2 separate regions of the Mus musculus genome follow, and region 2 is linked to region 1. A link is a loop called in an ENCODE intact Hi-C map of the cell type or tissue named here. Cell type or tissue: heart. All regions are shown on one strand.

Evidence for each region. A loop is a pair of places that touch in the nucleus more often than their neighbours do. Peaks named below come from ENCODE experiments on the same cell type or tissue, not always from the same donor. Only the 100,000 strongest peaks of a DNase experiment are listed, where the experiment ranks them.
Region 2: it touches region 1 in a loop (6-fold over the local background); 38 of 42 quality-filtered maps call a loop at or near these places.

Annotation. Positions count from the first base shown.
Region 1 is chr1:165,731,562-165,739,561 of GRCm38, reverse strand. No RefSeq gene overlaps it. Among named protein-coding and RNA genes, the nearest start is that of Gm46168, 16 kb to the left of the region's middle. In heart, a CTCF peak has its summit at 3,204 (motif pointing right); a DNase peak (open chromatin) is centred at 3,251; H3K27ac peaks cover 708 bases.
Region 2 is chr1:165,657,856-165,665,855 of GRCm38, reverse strand. It overlaps Rcsd1 (RCSD domain containing 1), which reads left to right. Exons shown (of 7, transcript NM_178593.3): 2 at 806-907; 3 at 2,201-2,290; 4 at 6,412-6,483. Among named protein-coding and RNA genes, the nearest start is that of n-TPcgg2, 20 kb to the right of the region's middle. In heart, CTCF peaks have their summits at 4,905 (motif pointing left) and 7,056 (motif pointing right); DNase peaks (open chromatin) are centred at 2,315, 2,805, 4,905 and 7,025; H3K27ac peaks cover 3,243 bases.

The DNA.
Region 1 (8,000 bases):
TTCTGGTTAAACTCTTGCCTTGAGTTCCTGCCATGGTTTCTCTTGATGACTGGCTGTAACCTATAAGCCAAATAAAAGTAACCTTTTTCTTTCACAAGTTACTTTTGTAAATGGTGTTTTAGCATACACTAGAAAGATCAAGATCTCTAGGAGAACAAGTTATAGATTCTCAGGAACAGTTCATGGAACAGATTAGCAAGGGGACACTCTTGGTCATAGCAAGAGGGGCACTCTTGGTCAAAGACACTTGTTCCCCTTTGCAACACAGCCTGTTGTAAGTGTGTGATCATCCCACTAGGCCTGGGAGGTATCTGTTTACAAAAATTCCCTGATGGCTGGGGTTGGTTTTCATCCTTGATGAGCCTGGGTTTCCCATACCAACAGTCCTTAGCTAAAGCACCTGGTTTTCTAGTCCACACTTCACGGCTTGTAAATTTAACATCCTTTGAGGAACTTTGTCTGCACCAGGATTTATTCTCTCTTCTTCAGCCTTTGATCCTTTGACCAGGACAGTTTACAGATCAAAGTTGTGCCCACTGAAGGTTGGTTCTTAGTCACTTGAGATGTTTTGTTTCTTGTTTTGTTTCACCTTAAAATTCAGAGTGAGGCTACTGTGGAAAGACACCAAGCCAATACCCTGAATTACAGAAATAAGAGCAGGGGCTTTGGGCCCAGCAGGAGGGAAAGATGACAGTCTGACTAGACCAAATGCCAACCTTGTATCCTGCATCATTGTGAGAATGTAAATGGGCTTGGCCACTGAGGAAAACAATTTGCAATTATCTTCTATACTTAGACCTAGTTGTCCTCATAATTCGAATAGCATTCTAGAGAGGGCTTTGCTCAGCCTTTGTAGTAGAAAAAAAAAACAGAATATGACCGAGTAGAACCTGCTCAACTTTCCTCAGCAAGAGGGACATTTTCACCGAGAGGAACATCATACAACAACAAAAATCACCTCCTGCTACGGGCATCAATATGGAAGCACCGTGAAAACAGAAAGCTCCATGGGAAGACCTTCCGAGGTGCCTCGGTGGTTAAGAGCATTTGCTGCTCTTGCAGAGGACCTGGGTTCAGTTTCCAGCATCTGCGTGGTGACCACACCAATTTTACCTCCAGTTCTAGGGACTCCGAAGCTCTCTTCTGAACTGAGGTTACCAGGTATGCACATAGTATGTATGTAGTGCACATACACACATGTAGGGGAGCCCTCATACACATAACATAAAAACAGGTGCTGCATAATAAAGAACAATGAACTCCTGGGGTCATTTTCCAAGAGTGGGTCCATTTCACTCACAAGAGTTTTGATCTCTCCTGTCCTAATCAGATGCTAGTCCAATCTGAAACAAGTCTTGTCTACAAGAGAATGGTCTAATCAAAGAGAGTCTAATCTTAAGCAGTAGCCCAAACGAAGGCTACTCTCTTTGTAGATTGAACAGCACAGCACATATGGTAACAAAAAAGGAAGGAGGAACCTTTGTCTTAGGCAATCGATGCTTTCCAAACCACACAAGGCCACATAAACTCCTAACGGATCTGGTGGCTTCAATTTGCTCTAAAATCACATTGGTTCTTACAGACAATAGTTTTTTAAAAAGGACTTGAAGTAGGGAGGGGGTGTGCTGGGGTGCCTGATGCCTAGGGGTAGTGAGAAGGAAGGGGGGAGAATGTATACAACCAAGATACATTGTTTACATGTATGATATTGTCAAAGAATAAATAAAAGATAGTCTATTTTTAAAAAGAAAGAAACCACAGCTTAAAATAAACATATATCAAGGCGTTTTGCTCGGAGATGTTTGTCCTTGTGAGCAATGGCATCTGATCTCACTTCTCTACCCTGCTCAAATCATCACAGACTTGCTGTGGCAACATCCCCTTTCTAAACTATTCCCTGAGCAGTTATTGAAAATTCAGCTTCCTTCTGGAGGGGGTGGATTCCTCAGGCCCAGATTAATGGCGTCAGATCTGTGGGTGAGGCTGCATCTATAATAAATAAAGGCTGTCCCAGAACACTGCTGTTTGAGAATCCCTTTGATGTCTCCCTTTCTTTCACGAGCTACAGGATTCACTGACTCTTTTTCTCAAAGGGACTTGGAAGCCAGGCGTGCTGGGAGCATCTGTAGCTACAGCTCTCTGAGAGGCTAAGCAGGAGGCTATCAAGTTCGAGGCGAGCCTGGGCTACATTGTGAGATGAGGTATCAAAAGATTCCAGTAGCACCAACAGGAGATTTGGGCCTAGTTTTCTCCTTCTGTTGAGTTTTCTTCTTCTGAAGTTGGCACTGTGAGTCATGCATCTAGGTAAATAATTTTCTCAAATGCCAGCGCACGCGACCGGCGAGAGGAGAGCTTTGGGGAGACAGCTCTCTCCTTCCACCTTATCGATGCAGGCTCTGTCTTATGTTCTCTGATGGAGTGAAGCTGAGTACTCCTAGCTAGCTGGCCTAAGAGCTTCCAGCCAGCTCTGTCACCAGCTCTCATCTCTCAAACGGAACGTTGGGGTTACAGATGAGGGCTTCTGTCTCTAACGTTTAACATGGGATCACCAGGTGTTGAAACTGGGTCCTCAACCCAGGTCTTCAGGCTCCGACAGCAAGGACCTTTTTTTTTTTTTTAAACCTTCTGAGCTGTTTTGTCCCTTCGTCCTTCTCATTTATTTAAAGGACAGCAATCTTACTGTTTGTCAGCAGCAGGGCCTTTATCAAGAGATTGCATGTTTGCATTCTGTCACGTTTATCAAAAGCCCAGTCAAGAGAAATAAATCTTTGTTTGATGGATTTCCTGAGAATGTGTGGCTCGCTCATTTAAACATTTTAAGCAGGTCTAGACTCTACTTTGGAAACAGGGAGACAGTAGCCTCCCTGGGATTGACTGACTGCTCTCTCGGATGCTTTAATGAACCTTGCTTCGGAATTACGTCACCAGTCTTACTTTGAACACTGTTGAAACAGAGGGATGCCAGACTTGGGGCAAACCTATGATCCTGGCTCTTTGGAGGCTGAGGCAAGAGGATAATGAGTTTGAATCTGAGATCGGCCTGAGTTATTTTGTGAGTTCTATATTTATACAGCAAGACCTTGCCTCAAAATAAATACAGGAAGAGAGAAGGGAAGAAAAATGAGAGTGAGTTGTGGGGGCAGAGATCGCCACAGTTCTAAGACTGAAGCGTCTTTCTCTGGAGACTGTGTGGCATGCTCTGGTCACAAGAGGGCGCTGTTTCTATAGCTTGCAACAGTCTTGCAAATGATCTGTGAACTCATGGATGGGAGAAGTTTGCTGTCTCAGAGTCGCAGGTTTCCGCAGTGAGGCATGTTTCGACACTCCAGTCCAGACTGTAGCTGGAGCCTCCCCAAACAAGGACGTCTGTGCAGAGACAGAACCAGTATTGTCAAAACATCAGTTTCAGGATCTAAACTAGAATAAAAGATAAACGACCTAGAATATTTCTTGGCTTAAAACGGAAGTATTGGAGCTGTACGGATGGCTCAGCAGTTAAAAGCACTTTTTGCTCTGGCCGAGACTCAAGTTTGATTCCCAGTATCCACATGGAGGGTTCCAGAGGATCTGATAACCTCGTCTGGTTTCTGCAAGCACTACATGCGTAAGGTATCCATACATAGGTAGTCAAACCACTCATAAACATAAAATAAAAATAAATAAACCTTTAAAATGGAAGTGTCATCCCATGATGCTGTGGTGGGCCCACACAAGTATCCATCCGAAGCATCGGGTCACAGCACGTCATACCTGCCAGGGACTCAGAACACAGAGGGCCAGTGAACTCAACCACCGTTAAGCAAGTGAGTGGGTTGTGTTCTACTGCACGGATTTTACTGGACCAAAGAAAACCAACAGGGGAATTCGCGTTGGAAGAGGCACGTCTGGACTCAAAATGGAGGCCATGATCCAAAGGAACCAGAGCAGCTGAGAAAGCTGTTTTTTGGTGGTCTGAGCTTCGGAACCACAAATAACTTAAGAGAACATTTTGAGAAACGGGGCACTATTAGAGACTGTGTGATAATGAGGAATCCCCAACAAGACGTTCCAGAGGCTTAAGGCTCCTGACCTTATCTCTTGATGCTGCGGTGAGTGTTCCCCCCACCCCCCTCCCAAAGCTGATGACTGGGGTGGAACCGAGGCGCCATTTCTAGAGAGGCCAAAAGCCATGGTACTTGTTGAACAGTGAAAGAAAATGTTGGTAGTATAAAGGAAAATACAGAAGAGTATAATCTAAGAGACTACTTTGAAAAGTATGGCAGAAGCCATCTACATCATAGAAGTCAAAGAGTGGGGAAAAAAAGAGGATTTGCTTTTGTAACTTTTGATGATCATGGCAGAGTTGATAAAATTGTTCAGAAATACCACACTGTCAATGGGTGTAATTGTGAAGTGGAAAGAGCTGTTTCTAAACAAGAGATGCACCTGCTGACCACAAAGAGTCTGTCAATGGGCATAATTGCGAAGGAGAGATGCAGTCTGCAGGATCGTAGAGGGTTGGGGAGGAGGATGTGGCAACTTTGTGGGTCAGTGAGGAAACTTTGGAGGCAATTTTGGTCTTGGTGGAAACTTTGGTGGAAGAGGAGGCTATGGTGGCAGAGATGGTGGCTGCAGAGGTAGTTACAGAAGTGGTGATGGTGGATATAAAGGATTTGAAGGTGATGGTGGTAACTGTGGTGGTGGTCATGGTTACAATAGTAGAGGAGGCAATGGTGGTGGACCAGGATATGGAGACCGAGGTGGTGGAGGAGGATGTAACGGTTACAATGGAGGGAACTTTGGTGGAGGTGACTGTGGTGGTGGTGGTGGTGGTGGTAGGAACTATAATGACTTTGGAACTTAGAGTGGATAATGGCACGGATCCAGGGGTGGGTTAGTTTTGGTGGAAGAAGCTCAGGCAGTCCCCATGGCAGTGGCTATAGGTCTGATGGTAGAAGTGGTGGACTTGGTAGCAGAAGGTTTTACAAACAGTAGAAAAGGGCTATAGTTCTTAGCAGGAGAGAAAGTGAGGGGTTGTCAGGAAAGCCATAGGTTACTTTGAGATAGTTGTTCCGCATGCCTTAGAGGAACTGTAAAAGTCTGCCACAGAGGGAGCGATGATCCATAGTCAGAAACATCACTGCAACTTAAACAGGAAGCTTAGGTCTATCATAGTGTAGTTTGCAAAATGTGCAGCTGTTTATTAATGCAATGTAGTGTCAATTAGATGTATATCCCCGAGGCCTTTTATCTGGTACAACAGTACCTTTCTCTTCATTACATCAGGCATATTGTCCTGTAAATTGTGGTAGTGGTACCAGGAATAAAAAATTAAGGAATTTTTTTCCTAAACAGAACAGCAATGGCTTGCACAGTAAGATCAAGAATTGACAAATGAGTCCTCATAAAATTGTAAAGCTTTTGTAAGGCAAAAGACACTGTCAATAAGACAAAAAGGCCACCAACAGATTGGGAAAGGATTTTTACCAATCCTAAATCTGATAGGGGACTGATATCCAATATATACAAAGAGCTCAAGAAGCTGGACTCCAGAAATTCAAATAACCCCATTAAAAATGGGGTTCAGAGCTAAACAAAGAATTCTCAATTGAGGAATACCGAATGGCTGAGAAGCACCTGAAAAAATGTTCAACATCCTTAATCATCAGGGAAATGCAAATCAAAACAACCCTGAGATTCCACCTCACACCAGTCAGGATGGCTAAGATCAAAACTTCAGGTGACAACAGATGCTGGGGAGGATGTGGAGAAAGAGGAACACTTTTCCACTGCTGGTGGGATTGCAAGCTTGTACAACCACTCTGGAAGTCAGTATGGAGGTTCCTCAGAAAATTGGACAAATACTACCGGAAGATCCAGCAATACCTCTCCTGAGCATATACCCAGAAGAAGTTCCAACTGGTAATAAGAACACCTGCTCCACTATGTTCATAGCAGCCTTATTTATAATAGCCAGAAGCTGGAAAGAACCCAAATGTCCCTCAACAGAAGAACGGATATGGAAAATGTGGTGCATTTACACAATGAAGCACTACTCAGCAATTAAAGACAATGGACTTACAAAATTCTTGGACAAATGGAGGTATCTGGAGGATATCATCCTTAGTGAGGTAACCCAATCACAAAAGAAGTCATTAGATATGCACTCACTGATAAGTGGATATTAGCCCAGAAACATAGAACACCCAAGATACAATTTGCAAAACACAAGAAAATCAAGAAGAGGGAAGACCAATGGGTGGATACATCATTCCTTCTTAGAATAGGGAACAAAATACCCATGTAAGGAGTTAAGAGACAAAGTTTGGAGCTAAGACGAAAGGATGGACCATCCAGAGACTACCCCACCCGGGGATCCATCCCATAATCAGCCACCAAACCCAGACACTATTGCATATGCCAGAAAGATTTTGCTGAAGGGACTCTGTTATAGCTGTCTCATATGAGGCTATGCCAGTGCCTGGCAAATACAGAAGTGGATGCTCACAGTCATCTATAAGATAGAACACAGGGCCCCCAATGGAGAAGCTAGAGAAAGCACCCAAGGAGCTGAAGGGGTCTGCAACCCTATAGGTGGAACAACAATATGAACTAACCAGTACCCCCAGAGCTCATATCTCTAGCTGCGTGTGTAGCAGAAGATGGCCTAGTCGGCAATCACTGGGAAGAGAGGCCTCTTGGTATTGCAAACTTTATATGCCCCAATACAGGGGAATGCCAGGGCCAAGAAGTGGGAGTGGGTGGGTAGGGGAGCAGGGCTGAGGGAGGGTATAGGGAACTTTCGGGATAACATTTAAAATATACATAAAGAAAATATCTAATAAAAAAGACACTGAAAAAAAATTAAGGAATTTTTAATGAGGAGGGGGAAGGAGGAGGAGGAGGAGGAGGAGGAGGAGGAGGAGGAGGAGGAGGAGGAGAAGAAGAAGAAGAAGAAGAAGAAGAAGAAGAAGAAGAAGAAGAAGAAGAAGAAGAAGAAGAGCAACAACAACAACAGCAGCAGCAACAGCAACAACAACAACAACGGCTTCAGAGATGGCTCAGTGGTTAAGAGCTGATTTTTCAGAGGACATGGGTTCAATTGCCAGGACTCACAACTCACAACTGTTTGTAACTCCAGTTCCAGGGGTCCACCACATTCACACTGATATATATGCAGGCAAAACACCAATGGACATAAAATTAAAATTCAATTATATTTTTTAAAGAAGACTAACATGTATGGGCTTAAGTGCTTTGAGATACAGAGCAGCCACCTCATAGTAAATATTCTGCTCTCTGTGTGTGTGTGTGTGTTCGTGTGGTGTGTGTGTGTGTGTAAATGTTGATGTGCATGAATGGAGGTACATACATACTATATTGTGCACATGGAGGTCAGAAGAATCATCCAGTGTCAGCCCTCAATGTCTACCTTGTTTGAAACAGGATCTTTTGTTTTTCATTACAGCGTTGTCCACCAAGCAGGCTGGCCTGCTAGCATCCAGAGGTTCTCGGTCTGCCTCCCATCTTGCCATGGGAACCCTGGAATTACAAATGTGTGCTACCCTGTCTGGCATTTAGAAGGGTTCTAGGACTCTGACCTCACGTCTTCATGCTTGTAAGCCTAGGATCTTCCCATGGAGCCACCTACCCAGCCCCCGAGGACCTCTTGAGCCTCCTTGTAAAGCAAAGGCCCTGGAATCCCATGGCTGGGCTGGGAGGGGTTAGCGACGGACCCTAGAAAACAAACAAGCTTTTGGTTTGCTCTGGCTGCGCTTATGAAGTCCACTGTCACCCAGTGGTGACCCCATCCTCCTGTGAACTAGAACAGAAAGGGGTTGCCACCCATGGCAAGCCACTGACTGAAGGGGAGCACGCTCACTTCCTCAGATGCAATTCTGCATGTGTTGTAAGGGACCTTGGGTCACCCCTTCTTTTGTGCAATGAGACTAAAAAAAAAAAACAAAAAACAAAAAACAGTTCCTGCTTCTTAAAACAAACAAACCCAAAACGTTAAAGGT
Region 2 (8,000 bases), 74 kb after region 1:
ACTGCTGTGTCAATGAGAGGCAGAGCGAGTCTCTGGTTGAGTCCCAGCGGCCCCCTCCTCATCCTGTCTGCTTCAGCTTCTCAGTCACTCACTAATGTAATAAATGGTCACTATTTTGCCCAATGCAATCAGTAAGCAGGGAAAACAAAATCATGGACATTTGGATGGGAAAAATCTAGAAAACCAAAGCCTCTGTCCAGTTCCTACAAAGACCCTGGCTTCGATGGCATTTGCATTCCCACACCACCCTCATTTTTCAGAGTCATTAAGCAGGGGAAGGGGGTTTGCAAACTATTGTTGATATTTCCCATGTCTGGGGGACTCTTTGCAGAGTGAGAGACCTTGCCCTGACTGCTGACAAGCCTTTGTTTGTTTGTCTCTCAGAACCCCAATACATTGTAGCTACTTACTAAATGTGGGGTGACTGATTAGTTTGTGTGTATAGTATAGTAGTAGTAGTAGTTGTTGTTTTTAAGATTTATTTATTTTATATAAGTACACTGTAGCTGTCTTCAGATACACCAGAAGAAGGCATCAGATCTCATTACAGATGGTTATGAGCCACCATGTGGTTGTTGGGATTTGAACTCTTGACTTTTGGAAGAACAGTCAGTTCTCTTAACCACTGAGCCATCTCTCCAGCCTAGTATTTGTTGTTTTTTCAATCTTGAGTATGAGAGCTAGTTGCAAAATGCTGTTAAAAATATCTTGTCATTGAATTCCTGTCAGGACCACAAAACAGGTGCCTCTCATGACACCCCAGGTGACCTTGCTGATCACCATTTATGTCTCCTTTGTTTGCCAGGAAAGACCCTCAGAGACCAACTCCAATGTTGACAGCTCAGCGCAGCCTTCAGTGGCCCAGCTGGCTGGGCGCTTTCGGGAGCATGCAGCTGTGGCCAGGGAGGTGAGTCTGGATGCTTCGGGCATCCTCTTGGGGGGGGGGGAGTTGGGGGGGAAGGAGCTGGAGGAAGGAGTAGCCTCACTGAGGAGAAAGAGGGCAAAATTTGCCTTCCTGGCTTAGGCAGAGTCTTGCCCTCCTGGAGTAAGGCTCCCACTGTGGTGAGGAGGGGTGACAGCCAGACAGTACGGATTCCCTTTCATCTTGATCTTCCACTGACACAGGTGGGCAGTGTTCCCCTTTGCCCAGCCTGGATTGGTTCAGAGTAAAGAAGTCTCTGCACACCCAGCCCCTGCTTCTAGCCTAGGAAGCAGAAGATAGGCAAGACCCCCCCCCAACCCCCCCCACCCCCCCCACCCCCCCCCCCCGCATCAGATCCGGAACTGAGAATTTCGAAGGAATCACATTCAATAAGAAACCAGGAATGTGGAAAAAAAAGGGACCCAGGACTAGGAGATTCTAGAAGAATCCTGCTGAAGAAGAAAATGTTTAATAATTTAATAAGTGTTATGCTTTCGGACAGGTGTACTGGATTGTCTCGTGTAGTGGGTGGCTTCCATTAGAAGTGAGCTGCGGGGAGCAGCCGCACACTAGTGTTAGAGGAAGAACCAAGACTTCAAGGTCAGCCAGGAATGGGTGGTGCATAGCTTTAATCCCAACACTTAGGAGACAGAGGCAGGAGGATCTCTGATTGGAGGCCCGGTCTACAGAATGAGTTCCAGGATAGCCAGGGCTACACAGAGAATGAATCCTGTCTCAAAAAACAAAACAAAACAAAACAAAATAGGGGGGTGGGGGAGAGAGTCAAATAGCATCTGGGAAAGTCAAAGGCAGCAAGAGTTCCCGAGGTGGGGGAGGGGTTTGCCTGGATCCCACGGGAGCCCAGCTGCCTTGTTCTTTTAGGTATGTGATTTTGCACTGGTAAAAGTGGCCCATGATTTCTAAAGAGGAATGCACTAAAGGGCAAAGGAGATGGCATTGATCTGAGGGTCTAGTTCTGCTTCTCAGCAAAAAGGCAAAATGCGGATGTCATCTTGCAAGCTTGGCTCAGATTGGAGGGGGTGAGGGTCAAGTACAAGAGAACCTTATTGCTGAATAGAAAGGCAGAGGGGCTCAAGGGTTGCGGATGCGCAGCAGGAGGACAGTCCCTTAGACATGCAGGCAGGCCCACTGCCCATTCTTTCCTCCCCAGACATCCCTAACCATTCCTAACACTGGTTTCCACCTTCCTCCTCCTCCCTATTGCCTGATTCACTGCCTCTCTTTTTCTCTCTGTGTCGTCTGTCACTCTCCCTCTAGACACCAGCCAGTAAGCCAACAAGAAGGAAACCACCTTGCTCCCTCCCCCTGTTTCCCCCCAAGGTAGAGCTGGGCCAGAACGGTGAGGAGGTAAGTGCCGCCCTGGGAGCACGGCTGCTGCCCGCTGCCCTGGGCATGCGCACGGCTGCTGCCCGCCGCCCTGGGCACGCGCACGGCTGCTGCCGGTGGGTTTTCATCCTCCTTGTAACAGGAAAGAGCTGCAAGCATCACAGTTTCAGGCCTTGACGTTGCCACAAGGGTGGCTTCACCTCCGGTACAGGAAAGAGTCTCTCTTAATACTTCCTGCGTCTTTCACTGTGGAGGCTAGCTCTCCCTTAAGCCTCCTTAAGGGATCAGTCAAGTACCAGAGCCATTTTTCAGTCCCCAAGTCTAAGGGTGGTAGAGGAGGTGTAGAAGGGTCCTTGGGGAGAGAAGCCATGTCCTCAGAGGCAGAGAGCTACAGTGCTGGAGAAGTTCATGGCCTCTCCATAGCCTTTGTAAAGGCTGGCCATTGTTCTGCATCACTGGAAGAAACCCAGAGCACACAGGAGGCCTCCTGCCTCTCGGATATAAATAGCCAGTGCTGCCGACTAATGAAGGCTCTGGTGTTATAGATCATAGCCAGTAATAGAGCCCCAGCCTTCATGCTGCCCAGTCTTATTTATCTAATTGTAGCTGTTAGAGTAGCTGCTGCAGGCCCCAACCCAGCAGCCCGGGAACCTTCGCTGTGGTCACGGTCACGGTCCTGCCAGAAACCAATTTGCATGTTGTCTTCAGGCCGCAGAGGCCAAGCCCAAAATAGAGCAAACAAGCCAAACAGCTCAGTTCCCAAGTCCCACCTTAGCCCCTCTTCTTCCCTTCCCTTCTTTTCTGGGACCAGCATCCTCATAAAAGGCACGGAGTACCCCTGTGAACTTGGGACATTTTATCCCCTACAAAGTGAAACGTTTGATGTAGATGAATGGTTTTCGAGCCTTTTGTCAGCCCCAGGGCTCACAAGCAGAAGTGCATCAAAAAGCAAAGAACCCGGGCCAGCAAGAGGGCCCAGCAGGTGAAGGTGCTTACGTGCCATCAAGTCCATTCATTGGCCTGAATCCGAGTTCTGTCTTTAGTAACCACATGGTAAAAGGAAAGAACCCACTCTCAAAGGGTGTTCTCTGACCTCTACACGCATGCAGTGACACACGTGCAACACACACATACACACACACACAATAAACAAACAAATTAATACTAGATAAGTGTGATTAAAGAGCAGTAAACTTGGTACTTAGATATGGCTCAGTGGTTAAGAGCACTGGCTGCTGTTTCAGAGGACCTGGGTTCTGTTACTCCAGTGCCAAGGAATCTGATGTCTTCGTTTAACCTCTCTGGACATCGGTGCACAGAGTTACATGCAGGCAAAGCACCTGTACACATAAGGTTTTTTTTTTCAGCCAAAATAAATTCTGAAACATTTAAAGGGCCGAGAAGTCACAGCTACCCCCCCGTTGAGTAGGTGCGGAGTCCTGGGTCCACCTGCTCTGGGAATAACTTCCCCTCCACTGAACAAGGGTAGTCTTGTGAGGTGAGAAATCCCAGGGGCTGAGTTTAAGAAACTCTGTGTTTTTGTTGGGTCCCCACCAGTGCTGTCATCATGGTGCTGTGACTTCATGGGGTTCCCAGACAAAGCTATGACCAGCAACTTCTCTTTACTGAGGGTCAACTTCTCCTAGCAGCTCTTCCCTGCTGAGCTTGGCACCTCTGCTGTGGTATAATGGGCTGTGGCTGCGGCCATCTGAGCTGTCCCCTGATAACCTAGGCTTGCCCCAAGAGGACTCATTGCTCCACACTAATACCTTATTTGTAAAATGAGAACGAGAACATCAGTGGAGGGGGCGGGGGATGCAGAAGCGATGCTCATGGGAACGAAAACAGATGCAGTGGGTCGGGTTTGTAGTGACTAGAGTATACAACTTCATTTCAGGGACTTTATGAGAATAGAAATTTAGAGCTTTCCTTGAAAAGTTAAACTCGAGGAATGGCCAAGGGATAGAATGGTTTTAGATTGAAAATCCATTCTGGAGTGAGATGCTGTGTGTTCATGACAACATTGCCCCCAGGGTTAGTCACTTTCTTTTTGCCTTGAAATTTACAGAGTAGGGCATCACGAACCACAACAGTGATGCCAGCACTTCGGAGGATTGCTAATTCAAGACCAGACTGGTCTACATAGCAAGCTCCAGGCCAGGATGTCACAATGAGACCTCTGTCAGAAAGAGGGTGCAGTTCACCTGCCTGGCAGGACTAAATGGAGGTGTTACAAGCCTTTGTAGTGTGTGCAGCCTACAGGAGCACCTACATCCCACAGGCACAGACGTTGCTCACACATGGGGGTGGGTAGGATGGCTGGGACTCCTATATATTCTGTGTCTGAGATGTGGAGTCAGCCCCAGAATTTCACCTACAGACTACAGGCAAAATGACAAGTTACCTTACCTGGGAAAACCAAATGACAGGGTGTTGAAAGGACATGAACACCACTCCATCCAAAACTATCAGATCAACAACTTATATCATAATACATTATTGGGATGGTATAGCAATACACATAAACATAAAAATGTATGAACACCACGTTGGTTCATCTCCACTGACTGACTTAGTCCCACCACTGGCCTGATGCCTGTGATTAAATTATCAACTAAATGTTGCCATCTGCTGTCCATGGTGTGAATTACATTGGCAGTTGTACGGGGCTTCATTCTGTTTTGTAGTCAAATCAGTACAGGGTCCGCAGTCCGACATCTGCTAGGTCTCTAGTACTGAAATTATATCACCTAAAGTGAACTTTGGTAGCAAAATTTTTGCTGTAGTTTCTAAAGCTGAAACTTCCAAAACACCATTCCCTTGTGAAGACCAGAAATTAAGAACCTCCCAGTTGGGACAGGAGGATCTTGACACTCACTAGAAACAAAAGGGTCCATGACTGACTGCCTCAGCAAAGTGTCTGACGAGGGAGACTCACAGCGATAATGGCAACCCAGAGCTTGAAGGGAAGGCCTCAGCATCCTTTGCCTTAGCCACCACATCCTGACAGGACAGGCATCCATCTGCCCACCAAAAGCAGAGTCAGAAGGAGGCAGGTCTCTGAGTCCCAGTCATCCACTGCCCCACTGCAGCATACTCTCCCTCGACACTGGGAGTCGACACCAGCTGAGTCGGTCTCTCTTCTTCTACAACTATAATATAACCAGATGTCTCAGAACATTACCCAGAGATCAGCAGTACTTCTCTTCTTATGGTTTCCATACACTCATATATGGAGACAGGGGTGGGTTGGAGTGGCCCAAACTATTGGAGAAACCCCTCCCGTGCTTGGCCTTGTCTATCAACCTGAAAGGCGTTTTCCGTTTCTTCACCCTCCCTTAATCATTACGTGGCTGCTGTCCTTCTTGCATTGTAGTGGGAATTTAGAATAAAACCAGGCACCAATCTGGAATTATACATATTTATAAATATGTAATCTGGAAGCAGGAATGATTCCTGGTGTGCACTGATCACAAAAGTAATTAGCAGAGTATACATAGTAGAGAGAGCAGCCTCTGACTGTTAGTTATGGGAAGAAACTAAATCACCTTCATCCTCATATAACTAACACAATCCGTGGTGGGATTGGTAGATACTTAACACACACATCGGCCTGTTTATATGAATATTCAGTGTTGGGGGAAATTCTGGCATATGAACCACGCTGTTGGTGGAATTTTCCAAAGTATTAATCCAATGGAGGGGCTTTAATAATACCTCTGCCTGATTTCATTCCCAGCCTGTGATTTATTGCTTTGTTTGTGACCAGAGAGTGGATGGCCATTTTGCCTTTGGTCTGTGAAATTCCCTCCAATTGTTAAGTTGCCTCGCAGAAGGCCATGAGGTGAAGGCCTTGATCCCCACAGACGTAGTTTTTCCTCCTAATGACAATGAAGTCATTCTTCCTGGGATGGGAGGTTTCCTGTGATATGAATGTCTGCCCCGACTTCTCAGCTCAAACTCGTGGTCTTCCTTGTGATGAGGTGAGGGGGTGGGAACAGCAGGCCTGTCTCCTCTAGGCCTGAGGTAAGTGGTACGGCACCAAAGCGGTGATGGCTTAATAGCCCACCCTCTCTTCTCCCTCCTCCCTCCGCCCTCCTCCCTCTAGCTCACTTGGTCATTTTGGTCTGTTTGTCCTGTAGAAATCACCATCCGGCGCCAGCCACCCACCTAAAATCAAGGTGAAGAGCTCACCCCTGATCGAGAAGCTTCAGGTATGTGCAGAACACATCCTGCTTCCCACACACTCCCGTGACATGACATGACGTGACGTGACGTGACGTGACATGTATGGTGCTGCCCCTTCCTTCCTGTTATCACATGGTACTTAAAAACAAAAACACAAACAAAAAGTATGGCCTGGGCTTAACAGTGCTGTTTCTCAGCTTGTGAGTTTTCTATACATCCAGTTCTGTCCTTCAGAGATTCTCAAGGCCATCAGTCTTGCCTGGGGGCGGGGTGGGGGGATATTGTGATTTGGGGTATTTATTAACCAAGCAATGCATGAGAGTAACCAGAAATCATCTATAGAAGATTGTGGAGGTCGGACTAAAAGTTGGGACAAATAGAGGACCAGAAATGGTATTTAGATTTGCTAAAGCTCATACGGCAGCTATTAAGAGAAAGATCCTGTATTTGGAGTTGGGTATGTGGGATTTTCTGGTGCTCCATCTGCCTCTCTTGCCTAGTCCCCTCTCTGGGAGGTCCTCCGTCTGACCCGCCCAGTTATATCAGAAAGATTCTATTGTGTGGGATTGGAACTACAGAGAGCAGAAGCAAGATGTGTGCCCCTAGAGGGCGCTAAAACTCTGTGGCCTGGTGATGTCGAGTGCTTGCTTAGTGTGCAGATAGGCCAATTCAGTTCAAAGTTCTATTCCTAGCACCTCAAAAATCAGCATGGTGGAACAAGCCTGTGATCCCAGCACCCTAAAGGTAGCAAAGGAGGCTCAGAAGTTCAGGGTCATTCTAGGCTAATTAGTGAGTTGAAGGCCAACCTGAGCTCCGTGACACCCTGTCTGGGCTGTTCGCACGTAATCCCTCCATAACCTTCCTGCTCTAACATCTGTAAGGTTGATTTGGGGCCTGCCACCTGTTCCCCAGCCAAATCTGTAGATTTCTTAGGCTTTAGTTACCTTTGAGTAACTCTCCCTTTGGTCTTCGGTGTCCCTTTATATCCATGTTCATCTGGTGTCACCTGTATCGTGGTGACTGGAGGGCAGACACCCTGTAGACTGCCGTGTCCATCAGTGTGCTGTCTCTAAAGACAGAACTCTCCCTGGAGGCTCGAGAGACAAGGAGGCCTGCCATGAGCCTCAGGTGATTTAAGCCACCTTCCTGATGTGCCAGGAGACCAACACTGACCGTGTAGAGTCTCTGCAGAGGCAATAGCTGCACATGGCAGATACTATGAGCAGCAAATGCTCCTGGCTAATGGGGGGATGACATGGGTGCCAGATACTGCAAGAGCCTGAGAGGTGTTGGGTGGTGGCGACACTCCTCTGTTGTCACCACTACCACCATCATCATCATCAGTTAGGGTCTCACTATGGAGCCCCAGCTGGCCTAGACTTCCCAGACTGACCTCAAACCCATGGAGATCTGCCTGCCTCTGCCTTCTGAGTGCTGGGATTAAAGGCTTGCAGCACTATGCCAGGCCAGGGCAGTTCCATTCTTGTTGGGCGTGTCTAATAGTGAATCCACTTCATCCTGATCTGAGCATCCAAGGTGTCGG